Regions from separate parts of the Homo sapiens genome. Here region 1 is linked to region 2. A link is a contact called in ENCODE Hi-C or POLR2A ChIA-PET data. All regions are on one chromosome and are shown on one strand. Each heading gives the region's core, a stretch centred on a gene start or an enhancer-like site at or near the end of the contact. The rest is flanking DNA. Distances are from core to core; before and after follow the strand shown.

What was found. Hi-C counts contacts between places; a loop is a spot of excess contacts on that map. ChIA-PET counts read pairs that join two places held with the same protein, here RNA polymerase II (POLR2A). Pooled maps may share reads with other maps.
Region 1: a loop to region 2 is called in a map of CD4-positive, alpha-beta memory T cell, with 3 times the contacts of the local background. The contact joins two enhancer-like sites. A Hi-C loop is called at or near these places in 3 of 168 maps with a recorded cell type or tissue (CD4-positive, alpha-beta memory T cell, CD8-positive, alpha-beta T cell and endothelial cell of umbilical vein) and 6 of 50 pooled maps. POLR2A ChIA-PET finds 5 or more read pairs at or near these places in 6 of 52 experiments (CD4-positive, alpha-beta T cell, CD4-positive, alpha-beta memory T cell, activated B cell and 3 more).

The regions. Positions count from the first base shown.
Region 1 is chr1:64,825,790-64,832,918 of GRCh38, forward strand. It overlaps RAVER2 (ribonucleoprotein, PTB binding 2), which reads left to right. Exons shown (of 12, transcript NM_001366165.2): 12 at 5,050-7,129. The coding sequence ends at 5,196. Among named protein-coding and RNA genes, the nearest start is that of RAVER2, 84 kb to the left of the region's middle. RefSeq lists an enhancer at 1,342-1,521. Within about 2 kb of position 3,207, at least 5 of the 41 ENCODE cell types and tissues checked have a DNase peak (open chromatin) inside an H3K27ac peak, as active enhancers do; they include CD4-positive, alpha-beta T cell and CD8-positive, alpha-beta T cell, where a contact is called at or near this core.
Region 2 is chr1:64,860,340-64,867,456 of GRCh38, forward strand. JAK1 (Janus kinase 1) reads right to left here. Exons shown (of 25, transcript NM_002227.4): 7 at 6,527-6,869; 8 at 4,448-4,633. Among named protein-coding and RNA genes, the nearest start is that of JAK1, 100 kb to the right of the region's middle. RefSeq lists enhancers at 669-1,214, 1,303-1,352. Within about 2 kb of position 3,877, at least 27 of the 41 ENCODE cell types and tissues checked have a DNase peak (open chromatin) inside an H3K27ac peak, as active enhancers do; they include CD4-positive, alpha-beta T cell and CD8-positive, alpha-beta T cell, where a contact is called at or near this core.

The DNA.
Region 1 (7,129 bases), core at 1,957-4,456, 35 kb before region 2:
AGTCTACATTTACATGAAAATAAAAAGATTTGCTTTAATAAAAGAAAATTAACTTTTTAAAATCCAAGAATAAAATAGCGACTGCATAGAGAATGGGTTTCATAGTAGATGTGTGCAAAAGATTGGATTGGTGAGCAACATTTAAAAGAGCCAACTAATTTGAAATTCTAACGAGAGGGCAGGTGCCCAAAGCGAGAAGCACATTAACCTTTGCTTTGGTAGGCTCTAGTAGATTACGGTGTTCAGTTTTTCCATGTCAGAGTGTCAGAGACCATGGCCCATGACTATTTGCTGAAGGAGCTGGGAATGGATGCTTAGAAAATATTTTTTGAAAGGTATTCATTTACTCATTCAACCAGTATATACTGAATGTCTACTATATGACAGGACTGTTCTAGGCACTAGGGATATGGCAATGAACAAAACATCAAAATCCTTATAAGAATGGAACTTACATTTAGGGGAAAAAATTAGTAAAAGGAATAGTGATCGCTGCAGAGAAAATAAGATGGAGGCTAAAGAGTGTCTGGGAAGTCTTGGAGTTTAAATACGTGGTCAAGGAAGGGTTCATAGTAAAACTGATTCTTGGGCAAAGACCAGAACTTTAGGGAGTATGCCACATGAATATCTATGTAAAGTACATTCCAGGGACAGGGAACAGCAAGTGCAAAGGTACTGAGGCAGAAACATGCTTGGTCTGTTAAAGGAACAGCAAGCAACCTTTAGGGCAGAAGAAGAGGGAGCAAAGTGGAGAATAGGAGATGATGTCACAGTGGGGTCGGGGAGGCAGAGGGCACAGACAATTTAGGACCTTTTAGGCCCTTGTAAGGACTTTGGCTTTTACTCTAAGATAGAAAGCCACTGGGATGCTTTGAGTAGAGGGATAATTGACTGTATTTATAGTTTAACATGCCTAGCTGCTGTGTTAAATAATGAATGTAGAACATAGCAGGGTCAGTTAGGGAGCTGCTGTGGTACAATCCAAGTAAAAATGCTGACTTGGACAAGCCTGGAAGCAACAGAGGCAGTGACATGTGGCTGGACTGGAGACATTTTTGGAAGCTGGAGTCAGTGGGGTATACGAGGGTAAGAGAGGAGCCAAGTCCCCAAGAGTTTTGGCCTAGAAAAATGAATTTGTTATTGATTGAGATGGGTAAGACTGTGTGGGTGGAGCAAGTTTTATGGGTACGTTTTAGACATAAGATCCCTAAGTGAAGATGTTCCTTTATTGGTGTTCATTATACAAGTCTGGAGGTGAGGGGAGAGTTATGGGCCTCTAGAGGTACATATTTGAGAACCATCGCATTCCTGTAAATCGCTATAATTGTGAATTGCATGAAATTGGATGAGATCACCAAGGAAGTGAGGGTAAGTAAAGACACCAGGGGTTAGTCACTGTGCGTCTTAAGATTTCTCTTTCGATTTTGTTTTCTTGGTGAAATAGAAAGCAAAGCATCAGCTGAGAGTGAAGATGAGGGTGTACTGTTGGAGCTTCGAGAAAAGAGAAGGCTTGCAATAGTCACTTAGGGGAGTGGAGATCAGTGGGCAGGGTAGGGTGGGGATATAGTAGGATTGCCCAGGGGCATGAGGGTGAGGGGCCTCCGTTGAAGTTATGCCCATTCTGATAAGGAAGTATTAGACTTGGATTGTAGTTCCAAAGTACAGAATGGAACCACTGGGTGCAAACTATTCATAGAGTGGTTTCAGCCAACCCTAAAAAAGACCCTGCTAAAGATGAAGTCCTCTAAAATGACTATTGTGTTTGATTTCCACCTGAATATTAGACATGTAAAACTAGAATATTATAGCTTCTCTAAAGGTCTTCCTTTTGTTTGGTATTCAAAGCATAAATGCTCATCAAAATTGTTTTCAGATTTTCTAAATATACCACTTTGTTCTGTCTCATCTGTAAGTTTCATGCTACATTTTAAATCAAGTCTTAAATCACATATAATCTGTGTGTTTGCTCACATGCAAGTATCTAATAGGGACAAGTTCAATAGCCTCCTGGTGAGACTTAATAATGCCTGTCTCCTTCATTGCCATACTTTTTACAGAGCTGCTTATTAATCTTGCCATATTCCAAGATCAAGGGTATGGTCCTGTTTACAGTCCTTAGCCTGGCGTTCCAGCCCTCCATGACTGAGGCCAGCTTCATTTTTCAACCTCATTTGCCACTGCCCTCTTCTGCCTGCCAGCTGCTACCATCACAGGCCTGGCTTTTTTGCCATCTGCCTTTGCACAGGCCCTGCCTTTCTCCTGGAAGGGTCACCACCTATCTCCTCATGTCCATATCTGACCTCATCTCCAAATCCTAACTCAGATGCTATCTTATCCATGAAACCAGTGCCTGTACCTTTCAAACCCACCCCCCCCACCCCCCGCCCATTTTCCTTGTCTGGAAAAAGCTTTAGCACTTCACTTCTATTTCTCTTTTGTCAAAGTGACAGTCCCCTTTTAGAATTATGTTTTGCATTCCTCTTCCTTCCCCTCCTAGGATATGAGCTGTGGGAGGGCATAGTCCAAGTTTCATTCATCCAGGTAAACCTCATAGCACACAAGCCCAGTGCCCGCAATAGACCACTTATGAAGGAATGGATGTCTAGATCCTACAAATACAAAATAGAAGGAAAAATATTTGCTAACTTTATATTCTTTCCCTCTTTTGTGTTTTGTTGTGGTTGTGGTTGTGGTTCTTATGTAGGAATTTATTTCTCCCAGAGCACTGAGCTTTCTTTCAAAATTTTAAATCATCATTCCCCATTCACCAGTCCTTACACTAGAAGTTAGATATCTTTGATAGGGCGTATCAGAAGAATTACCTTTCTCCCAGTATCACATGGGCTACAGTGAAACCCGTTTTCTTTTTTTTTTTTAAGGTTTAAATTTTTAATTGTGATAAAAACATAAAATTACTATTAAATATTTAAGTGTATAGTTTAGTAATGTTCAGTATATTTACATTATTTTGCAACAGATCTCTAGATTTTCATTTTACAAAAGTAAAATCTGATAATTAATAAACTGCACTTTTCCCCCTCTTCTCCTCAGCTCCTGAAGAGAACATCATTTGACTTTCTGTTTTTATAACTGGGACTAACTTTTATATCTCACATTGGTGTAATCATACCATGTCTGTCTCTTTTTGAATGTCTTATTTTACTCAACGTAATGTTTGCAGGCTTTGTCTTTATTGTAAGATGAGTGACACCCACTTTCATTTCCTGTTCTAATATTTTCCTGTGCTGCTCAGTGAAGTTTTTTGCTGATTTCATAGGTCTCAGTTGGTTCTCACTGTGAATGGTGTTAGCACCATTGGGAAGCCCTTTGAATAAAAGAATGTAATAAATTTCCTATCTGGCTTCTGACAGTGAAGATGGTATAGAAAGACAGAAACCCAGGCTGTTGCTTTGCTGCATGCCAAGACATGAAAGAATAGATAACTACATGGCAAGAAGAATTGGGGAAGGTGGGTGAGAAGAGCAGGAGCATCCCAGATCCCAGAGTGAGCAGTCTGCTTCCCTCCCCCAGTCTTTGGAAAATCTCACTTGTAGAATGGACTGATGACTTCTAAGAGGAGGAAAGCTGCTAAAAAGAGTTCTTTATACCTGAAGTAAGGTCTGATGGTGTTAGTGGCTGGGGTCCAACATTCAGAAAGATCACCTACCAGCGAAGGGGCCCTAATGAAGAAGGCAGCTGGAGAGAATAACCAAGAGGCTGGAGACTGGGAGGAAGGGTTTTTGGGGCAGAGGCTCCACCTAAGAGGTGAGCAAGCTGTTTGGTGCAGCAGCCCTTCTCTAGGGCTGAACCCCTCGTCACCATCAACTCAGCTTTGACAACTATCAACTTACGGCAGGTCTCCTTTCATCTACCCTCTCACCTGCTTCCCTTCTAACATTCTAGCACAAACCCCAGACATACTTTACTACCAGGAAAAAAATGTCGAGGCAGAAATTCAAGCCAGATTCTTTGCCCATCAGCTTCACTCTGTGAAACATTCCTTTACACTGGGCTTGTGTGAAGACGCTTTGTATTGGTCTGTCCCCACAGTAAGCCACTTTGAAATGAGATACCAGAGGACGCAGCGTTCTTTCAGTCTTGTCATCCCTCTAACATGGACCACTGAGAACTACTTTAGCAAGGAGTTGAGAGAGACCTATCATCTGTTCCCTCTGAGGCTGGCTGCACTTTTAAAAATTGTGACCGTTGTTGGTTCAAAAACAATTGCAGTTTTAATTGCAACGTGAGAAGGCTCCTGTGTGTTACTGGAAGCTTTACTCATCAGTCATTTCTAAGTTCTTGCATATTAAGTCACATAATTCTGCATTGATAAAAGCTTGCTGCACTTATTTTTGTAAAAGCTGAAACTAAGAGGCATTAAGCTGAGCAGTGCTACACCATCTGATTTACTGTGCTGATCACTGTGACCACTTGTGAGGACATGTGGCCCACTTTCAGGTCAGAATCTCTGGGATGGTGCCTGAAAACCTGCATTTTAATATGCTCGCCAGGCGATTATTGTGGAGACCAAAGCTCTGAGTTTCCCATTGCTCTCTAGAATGTTTCATGTTGTTTTCTTTGATGTCATTTGTCAGTTTCTACACCTATTGATTTATTCTCTCACCACTCCTCTTGTCACCAGGCACACTTAACATCTAATTCAATATGCAGCTTGATGTCTTAGCCACTCCTCCTTCAGAGGAATACTGACATTCGGTGTTGATATTCTGAGTCCGTGGGTTTAACTAGCTGTGATCAGCAGAAGCAGCTGCATGCAGTGCTCTAATTTTTTCTTTTCCCAAAAAGTTGGGGTTGGGAGTGAAGGTGCTGAGACTGGTTTGTGTCTTGCAGAAATTCCAAAGGCGATGTTGATACAGAAATTTAAAAGTCTTATTTAACAAAGGGGTTTGTGTATTTTTTGATAGTTTGGGTATTTATCCTGTTATTCTATATTCACCAAGTCAAAGTGGAATGCTTTTCTTATAAATATCTTTAATGAATAAGCCAACTTTAGATTTTAAAACTAGCTGCAATTTTATTTTCTCATAGGTGTCATCTTTAAGAAATGAAAAGCGAGGCTCATCATATCTCATCTCTGCCCCAGAAGGTGGTTCAGTGGAATGTGTTGACCAGCATTCTCAGGGCACAGGAGCATATTACATGGAAACTTACTTAAAAAAGAAGCGAGTATACTGAGTTAAGCTCTCTCCTAATAACCCCCTAAGGTTCTCTGCAGTATCTCTGCTGTTCATCGCTGCCTTAACTTCATTCAAACTAGCCATATCCTTTAAATACGGGTTTATAGTTTCCCAGAAGGAACTGTGTTGTGCAGCAGGCAGAAATGCCAAATAAAAAATAGCAATAAGAAGAGACATCAATTGAGGACATTTTCCACTAGAGTCAGATGCATCTTAATCAGTGTGCTAACTTACAATCCATTGGAGAAACTAACAATGTTCCAATATTCCTTGATTTAGGACTGGGAATAATTCTGACACCATATATAAAAGAAGTTTGAAGCAATAAATGGGAAACAGTGTTGTTTCCTGAGCCTTAGAAGAATGAGTTTCTTATAAGCCAATGTGCATTTCAATTTACTTTCCCTAGAAGTAATTGCATTTATAGATTTTTAGGACTTTTCCTAGAACTACAAGGGTGCAAGTACCAAATGTGCTGATGGTAATATTATAAAGATGCTCTACATGCACACTCAATTACGCCCACACCAGCCATGCAAAATTAAACCCGGTAAGAGAGTGACAGTGATATCCAAGGTATCCACTACTACCGATGCTTTAAGATGTTGTTTACCATTTATACCTTCTGTGAAAAATAGAAGGTATTTTAAGAAAAGTAACTTTGGTGATCTAATAAAAGGGTTTGGCAAACTACACCCTGGGTCCACATTTGGTCTACCACCCGCTTTTGTGCTGCCTGCAAGCTAAGACTAATGTTTACATTTTTAAATGGTTGGAGGAAAAAAGAAAACTTATGACATGAAATTTATATGAAATTCAGATTTCAGTGTCCATAAATAAACTTTTATTGGGACGTTGCCATGCTCATTCATTTACGTGTTGTCTGTGGCACTCTTACGCTACAAGGGCAGAACTGATTAGCTTCAACAGAGACTGTATGGCCTACAAAGACCATATGGCCTAAAATTTCAAGTATCTGGCCATTTATATATAGTTTGCTGATCCCTGATCTAATAGCACTAATTCTAATAGCAACTATTCCTTTCAATTCACCTAAAGACAGACCTTTAGCCTTTAGACAGACTTGTAAGTGGAAAGGAACATGGGTTTCTGTGCTCATTTCATAGCGTAGACTAGTAATGATCTAATGACTAGAATGGGGCCTATTTTGATCACTAAATGCCCTATTATTTCCACAATATAGTATAGTAAAGCAGTCAATACTGCACTTTCTGATGGAGTCTTAAGGAGTCACAGTATTTATAACCATTTTGAGCTAATAAGCTATACCTCACTCTCTGCTTTCTCTCTCACTCTTTTTGATAGTGTGTTAGGGTGAAAAATCAGTTATTTAACCCAATTTACTTGTGAAAGAAGTTTTATCTTTATGGACTATGATGACTTTTGACATCACCATTTCTTGAAGACCTTGGTATTAAATGCATGAGAAACCTTTTGCCATCTAGAAATTTCTAAGTTTGTTTATGTTATAAGACTGTAATTAATTGATAGGGAATTTGGGATCTCAATCCGGGGCTTTTTGAAATCAGATCATTAAATATCTCGTCACTTTGGGGACTTGTTATTTTTAACTATGATGTGGATATCCTGTTTTAATTATGAAGTCTAGAATTGGTACATATGTTGTATGCTTTGTAAAGAATTTCACTTGGTCTAATTTATTGCATATACTAGCTTCTGTTGGAAAATGACTGACAGCTAGAAAGTTTAAGGTAATTTCTAAGTATACTACCTATAAGTAACTGATAAGAATTAGGCATCATTCAGTGATATAGCAGATGACTAATGGGTTTTTCAGGCCCTGCACTTCTCTTTCCCATTTTCCTGTTGCATTCAGCCTCTTCAATGCTTAGTCACACCTCCACTATAGTACAAACAAACAAACAAACAGAAGAAAGGAAAGATGGTGA
Region 2 (7,117 bases), core at 2,627-5,126:
CAGTGAGAAGATTTTTATAACCCAATGGGAACCCCAAAGGGAAAACCTTTTCATCAATACTAAATATACCCCTTGCATGCATTTATTTATTTATTTATTTATTTATTTATTTATTTATTTATTTATTTATTTGAGATGGAGTTTCACTCTGTCGCCCAGGCTGGAGTGCAGTGGTGAGATCTCGGCTCACTGCAACCTCCGCCTCCTGGGTCCAAGCGATTCTTCTGCCTCAGCCTCCCAAGTAGCTGGGATTACAGGCACCTGCCATCACACCTGGCTAATTTTTGTATTTTTAGTAGATACGGGGTTTCACCATGTTGGCCAGGCTGGTCTTGAACTCCTGACCTCGAGTGATCTCCCACCTTGGCCTCCCAAAGTGCTGGGATTACAGCCGTGAGCCACTGTGCCCGATCCCCCTTGCATTTATATAGGACTTTCACTGTTCAACACATTTTCCCATCTATTATCTCAAACTATCAGATGACTCTGTGTGTGTGTGTGTGTGTGTGTGTGTGTGTGTGTTGGGGGTGACGCGGTGGGGGAGGCTGTGGCAGGCAGGGAGACATGCAGAGAAGCTGTCCCCTGGGTCCGTGTGTGTGTGTGTGTGTGTGTGTGTGTGTGTGTGTGTATGTGTGTGTGTGTTGGGGGTGACGCGGTGGGGGAGGCTGTGGCAGGCAGGGAGACATGCAGAGAAGCTGTCCCCTGGGTCCAGATGGGAGAAGAGGAAGCCTGAATCAAGGTGGCAGAGGCACAAAAGTGGAGGTGGGAAGGGGCAAAGCATGCACCGTGATCTTGGCACTCAACGGTGAATGGCTAAATCGGCATTATTCCTGCTTAGGAGAAAAGAAACAGAGGCAGTGTGGTTCATCTCATAGCAGACTTGCTCTAGAAGGTGAAACTCCCGGATTTTAATCTAGGAATAATCCCAGGCCCAGTGAAGAGTTTGCTAGATTAAGCCTAGGGAGCTCTGAGAGTTGGAGAGAGCAGAGTGTCTTACTCAGAGTGGGAAGAGGCAAAGGCACCTGTGGAGAAGAGGAGGGAGGGGATTTCCATCAAGGAAGGTGTTCTGAAAGACACCTGTGTTGTAGATTTGGGGTACTTTTGTCCTGATCATTGATCCCTGAAGAGACTGCCCATTTGACAGGAACTATCAGGTCAATCAAGAACATTTCCTGGCAAGGGAAGGTATGCAAAAGCCATGATTTGGAGCTTTGACTCACAAAAAAACATTAAAAAGCATCTGAGGCTTCAAAAAAGGGCAAAATGACTCTTTCATAGCCCTGTAGAAAGGAGAGGCAGGTGGCAGAAATGAGAGGACAGTGAAGGGAAAAAGGAGCAGGGGAGACAAGCCACTCGGCAGGAGGGAGGTCAGGGGCCTAGTGCAGCTGTAATGCCGAAGGAAGCATGCCTGGGGCTATGAGGAAGGAGGCCTGGAGAGGGCAGGGTCACCATAGGAATGGCACTTCAGAAAAAAGAAACCACACTGAGCACACTGCCTTGCGGGTGTGACCAGGCACCCACCTGCGGATATCCCTGAAGAGCAAATTCAAGATGCTCTGAACAAGGGGCAGGCTGGCCTGGGCAGCCCCTCACCCAGCCACATGATAAGTAAGACCACATCTGCACTTACATTTCCTGAGAACAGGAGTCTAAACAGAAATGAGGGATGCCAAGGAGATGTAGAGAGAAGTGATACATGAAGGTCTGACTTGACAACATGCTGGTATCAGGGTTTCTTCAAAGCACTGCCTGATTAAAGGGCTTGGGAATCCCATGGCTGGGAGGGGACAACGAGGGCATGAGATTCTAAACTGGCAGCATGGAGCAGTGGTCAACCCTCAGCTCAGGCTCTAGAGCCAGCTGCTCTGGGTTCAAATCGCAGCCTCTCCACCTGCTAGTAGGGTTATGCATATGGAATCATCATTTTTATAGGTCAAAATGGTCAAATATTGGCAATTTCAAATGCTTTAACCTAACAGCTCTGTGACCTTGGACAGGTTACTTAACCTCTTCGTGCCTCAGTTTCCCCTTATCATACTCACCCATAGGGTTGACATGAAAATTAAAATAGGTGGTATTTGTGAAGTGCTCAGAATAGGAAGTACCTGACACACAGTAAGGGCTAGCGTGGTAAAGAAAAACAAACTAATGGAGGAATCAAGTATTTCTTTCTTCCTGCCCTCCTCCTGCTCCCTCCACAGCACTGTGGCTTGGCATAGAGTCATTGGCCCATGTGGCCAGGGTGAGCTCTGACTTAGATGATGGGTGCACCAACTTGTGTTGGTGCTAGACTTGACTGTGTCAACCAGGACAGGACAGGATGGGGCAGGCTCATAAAATGTGCACCAGGCATACACCACGTTGAAGAGCCAGATCATGGACATGTCAGCCTCTCCCTCACTCCCTTCGGGGTCTCTGGGGGATGATAACGCCTTAGAAGCCAAAGCAACACAGGCAAAATGCACAGGCAGGAACCAGACAGAGCTGGGCAAGTGCCTGCCACTTTCTCACTGAGTGACCCTGTGCAAGATCCCATGCCTCTTGATTAGTCTCAGATTCCTCATTTCAAGTAGAGCTGATGCTCAGTCCCCTAAGGTTCTTACAAGGACTAAGACAGACCAAGATACAGGCACAGCATATAACACGGGGCCTAATATCCAGGATGCAGCATGTGACACGGGGCCTAATATCCAGGATGCAGCATATAACAGGGGGCCTAATACCCAGGATGCAGCATATAACACAGGGCCTAATACCCACGATGCAGCATATAACACGGGGCCTAATACCCAGGATGCAGCATATAACACGGGGCCTAATATCCAGGATGCAGCATATGACACGGGGCCTAATATCCAGGATGCAGCATATGACAGGGGGCCTAATATCCAGGATGCAGCATATGACACGGGGCCTAAAATCCAGGATGCAGCATATGACACGGGGCCTAATATCCAGGATGCAGCATATGACACGGGGCCTAATATCCAGGATGCAGCATATGACACGGGGCCTAATATCCAGGATGCAGCATATAACACGGGGCCTGATATCCAGGATGTGCTCCATCAACAGCACTTCTTCTTTTCTCCCTCCATTTCGCATCTTTCCATTAACATCCATCTGAGCTCTTCTACTTCTCCCTCTTCACTTTGTTTTTACTATATTTTTCTAATAAAATTAATGTAAGTTTTTTGTTTAAAAAAAAAGGAGGGGAGAATAAGAAAATTAAAACCACTCATAATGCCACCATAAATAAGTAGCTGTTAATATTTATTTTTCTAAGAGCATGTGTATATACATGCATACCTATTGATATTTTGAACAAAACTGGTCCCATTCTATAGGTAAAGTTTTATATCCTGCTTTTTCCCCTGACCTTTTTTCCAGGTCATTAAAAAATTCAGCAACCTGATTTTCTAATATTCTGCTTCTCAGGCAAATTGTGATTTATTTTCCTATTCTCCTATTATTGTATATTTAAGTTATTTTCAGAATTTTGACACTTTAATTACTACTGGAATGAATATTCTTATTCATAAACCATAACCTGCCTCTCACATTGTTTCTGGAAGATAGATTCATTCTCTAGATTCCTGAACAGAGGGATATATAAATATTTTCAAGGCTTTTAACAGGTTACCAAACTGTTTTCCAAAAGGTTATATCAGAAAGACAAGTTATTCTGAATACAAGAGAGTGACTGTCTGCCCTAAACCGTATCACCAGGCTCTTCCTCAGCACTGAGCGTTATCATTGTGACACAGTATCTGCCACATTTTGGCAGAATGTGGCCTTTCCTGGTGTTGGCTCCACTCACCTTAAGAGTGCTAGCTGTCTCACCAGCCGCTCTCTCTGCATGTTGTTGGCTGTGACTTCCCCTGACACAAACAGGTTTATTTTGGCAGAGTTCCCACTTCCTGCTTGTTTAGATTATGTCCTCAAGTGATACCAAAAAAGAGGAAGTGAGATTAAACACCCTTTCCTCTGTCCGAGAGTCACTGGGGTGTGCCTGACACCATATCGATGACTGCCACTGTGGCCGAGGCTCGCCTGAGGGCAACGTGGGGCTTCCTGCTTTGCACTTCAGCTCAGCAGAGAGGCCGTGCCAGAACCCTTGGGAGGAAACACTGACATTCGCTGGTTTTCTTTTCCTTCAAATCCACTAGCTTTGTGAATTAAATATTGATGCTGAGGTGTATTTGGGAGGGAAGCAAATCCTAAGGCAGATTCACATTTCTGAGACCAAAGAAAGGCACTGGAATGTATCGGTGTAACTTTAAAACACTGAGAATGCCTTGGTAATAGGAACTTTTTGGCTTCAATAAGAAAATCCTGTTTTCTCTTTAGGACAGGAACTCTGAAAATCATGTGCTGCAGAACGGAACTCAGCAATTCTCCCTCTCATCACCAGATCCAGACTTAAGAGCTTCTGGGACAAACTTACCATTTTCTTGTTGTCCTGCTTGTTAATGCTGACCACAGACTCCTTTATTACAATGTGAGTGATTTCAGGGAAGTAAGAAAAATTGTTCCACTCTTCCCGGATCTTGTTTTTCTCCTCATCCTTCTTGTGTTTATTTTCCAGTTTTTTCCGCTTCAGTTTATTTTTTTCCTTTTCAACAGAAACAACCTGATAAGATACATAAAAGGGACAGGGTTAAGTTGCTTTCTTCATTTTCTATTGGTAAAAGGTCAGTGCTGCTGGGAAACCTATGCAGGGCCTAGGTCCAAGGAAGAGAAAGCCAGCTCTTCTGGACTTGCAGGATTGGGGGAGTTGGCACCTGCAGGGTTAGGACCAAAGAACTGGGTTGTATCAGGGAATCCTGGGCTTTCATATCTGGAAGAGACCTTAATGAGCACACTGTCTAAACTATATAATACGCAATGTGCACGGAAACTCAGAAAGGGAAATCACTGCTCACTAGACATGCATCTACATTCAGGTCTCCTCACTTCCAGACTACTACACATGCTCTGACACAAACAGATAACATACTCTTCCCAGTTACCACTGAGCTGAACATGAGCTTTCTCCTATCACCAATCGTCTTGACTTTGTAACAGTACTCAAGTCGGGATTTTCCAGAGAAGACACGAATTTCATGCTTGAAATAATCTACACACTGAATAATATATATCTGCACAAGTGAAAATATTTTGTGTCGCATGAGCCCTGGAGACCAGAGATCTAGGTTAAGTTCCTGCCTCTGCCAATTACTTAACTAGTTACATCATCTCTTTGAGCCTCATTTTCCTTATTCATGAAATAGCTTACATCTTCACAGGGTTCTCTGAGATTAGACAAGTGCTAACTAACATAGTATAATACCTATTATACAGAAAACCCTCAGTAAGTATCAAGCATTATTGTTTTAGCATGAGAATAAAACAGGAGGAGAAAATGAGTCTCATATTTTATTCATTTATTTAATTTTTTGAGACAGTGTCTTGCTGTCACCCAGGCTGGAGCACAGTGGCAAGGTCATGGCTCACTGTAGCCTTGACCTCCCAGGCTCAGGCGATCCTCCCAACTCAGCCTCCCAAGTAGCTAGGACCACAGGCACGTGCCACCACATCCTGCTAATTTTGGTATATTTTGTAAAGATAGGGTTTCACCATGTTGCCCAGGCTAGGCTCAAACTCCTCGGCTCAAGTGATCTGCCTGCCTCAGCCTCCCAAAGTGCTGGGGTTACAGGTGTGAGCCACTGCACCCACCCACATTTACTTTAATATTATTAATTACAGTAATAATAATTGTAACGGCTATAATAATTTATTCAACATTTATTGTATTGCCAGGCTTTGTGCTAAATGCCGTTTAGTTTCTTCACAACCTTATGAGTTAGACAGTAGGTACCTCCATTTAACAGAGGAGTAATTTTTAGCTGCTGATAAAGGTGAAATAACTCTCCTAAGGCCATATAAGTCATGAAGCTAGGATCTGAACCCCGTCGACGTGGGTCTAAAACCCATGCTCTTAAGCCACTCTGCTCTATTTCTTCATCCAATAAATATCTCATAAAGAAGCTCCCATAAAGCAAAATCAATTAGTCAATTTCACGGAGCCAGAGGCCTAAGTTCAATTCTTGGCACAAATGCTTATTAGTTATGACCTTGGGCAAATTTCTTAACTTCTCTGTGCCTCTTTGTATTCATCCGTAAAATGGAGATAATAGCAATACTTCCCTCAAAGGTTTTTTTATTTTTAGAAATAAATGAGTTAATACTTATAAAATACTTAGAAAAGTACTTGGCACATGGTAAACACTCAGGAACTATCTGCTATTATTATTATACTACTACGTATTATACATGTTGTTATATTTCTCTACATAACTCAATAAATACTTATTTAGACCTTGTGCTACAGGGATGAAATAAAATATGAATGATACATGGTCTCCTAAATAAACTCAGCCTATGGGAGTGATGGACATGCAGACAGATGACTCCAGAAGGATAAACAGCATACGCTATGTGACACGGGAATGTTCTCTTTGATCGACTGCCAACAGCCACTTACATTTGGTTTATGCCTCCACTGGATTCCAAGATTCCCAGTCACCATCACTTCGTAGTAGAGAACGTTTCCACCGTCATTCGAATGAAACCAATTCATCTCATTTTCTGATGAAATCAGTAACATGGAAGTCTCAAATATTTCAGCACCGTAATGTTTTGTCAAAGTTTCCAAGGTAGCCAAGTATTTCACCTTCAGGTCATGCGTGGACACGCTGCTGTCACAAATGGTCTTGTTGTTAAATTCCTTTAGGAAATCCTTGAAAACATTATTTATCCGCATCCTGGTGAGAAGGTTCCTCTGTCTGATGGACTTATTCAATGTTTCTGGAATATATCGCTTGTAGCTAAAAGACAGTAGAAAAGTACATCTCCTTTTCATGTACAGGTTAGGAGAAAATAGTTTAGAAACAAATCTAAGTCCATGAATCCACATGTTGCCAAATGGGAAAGGGAGATCTATTCCCAGAGGACGTTAGATGGAGTTAGCACTGAAGATGACCATCATAAGGAGATGCAGGTGAATAGAAACTGGGAAAGAAAAGCAAAGCACATGCTCCACAGATTTCACTGAAATGGGAATTGCTACAAGTAT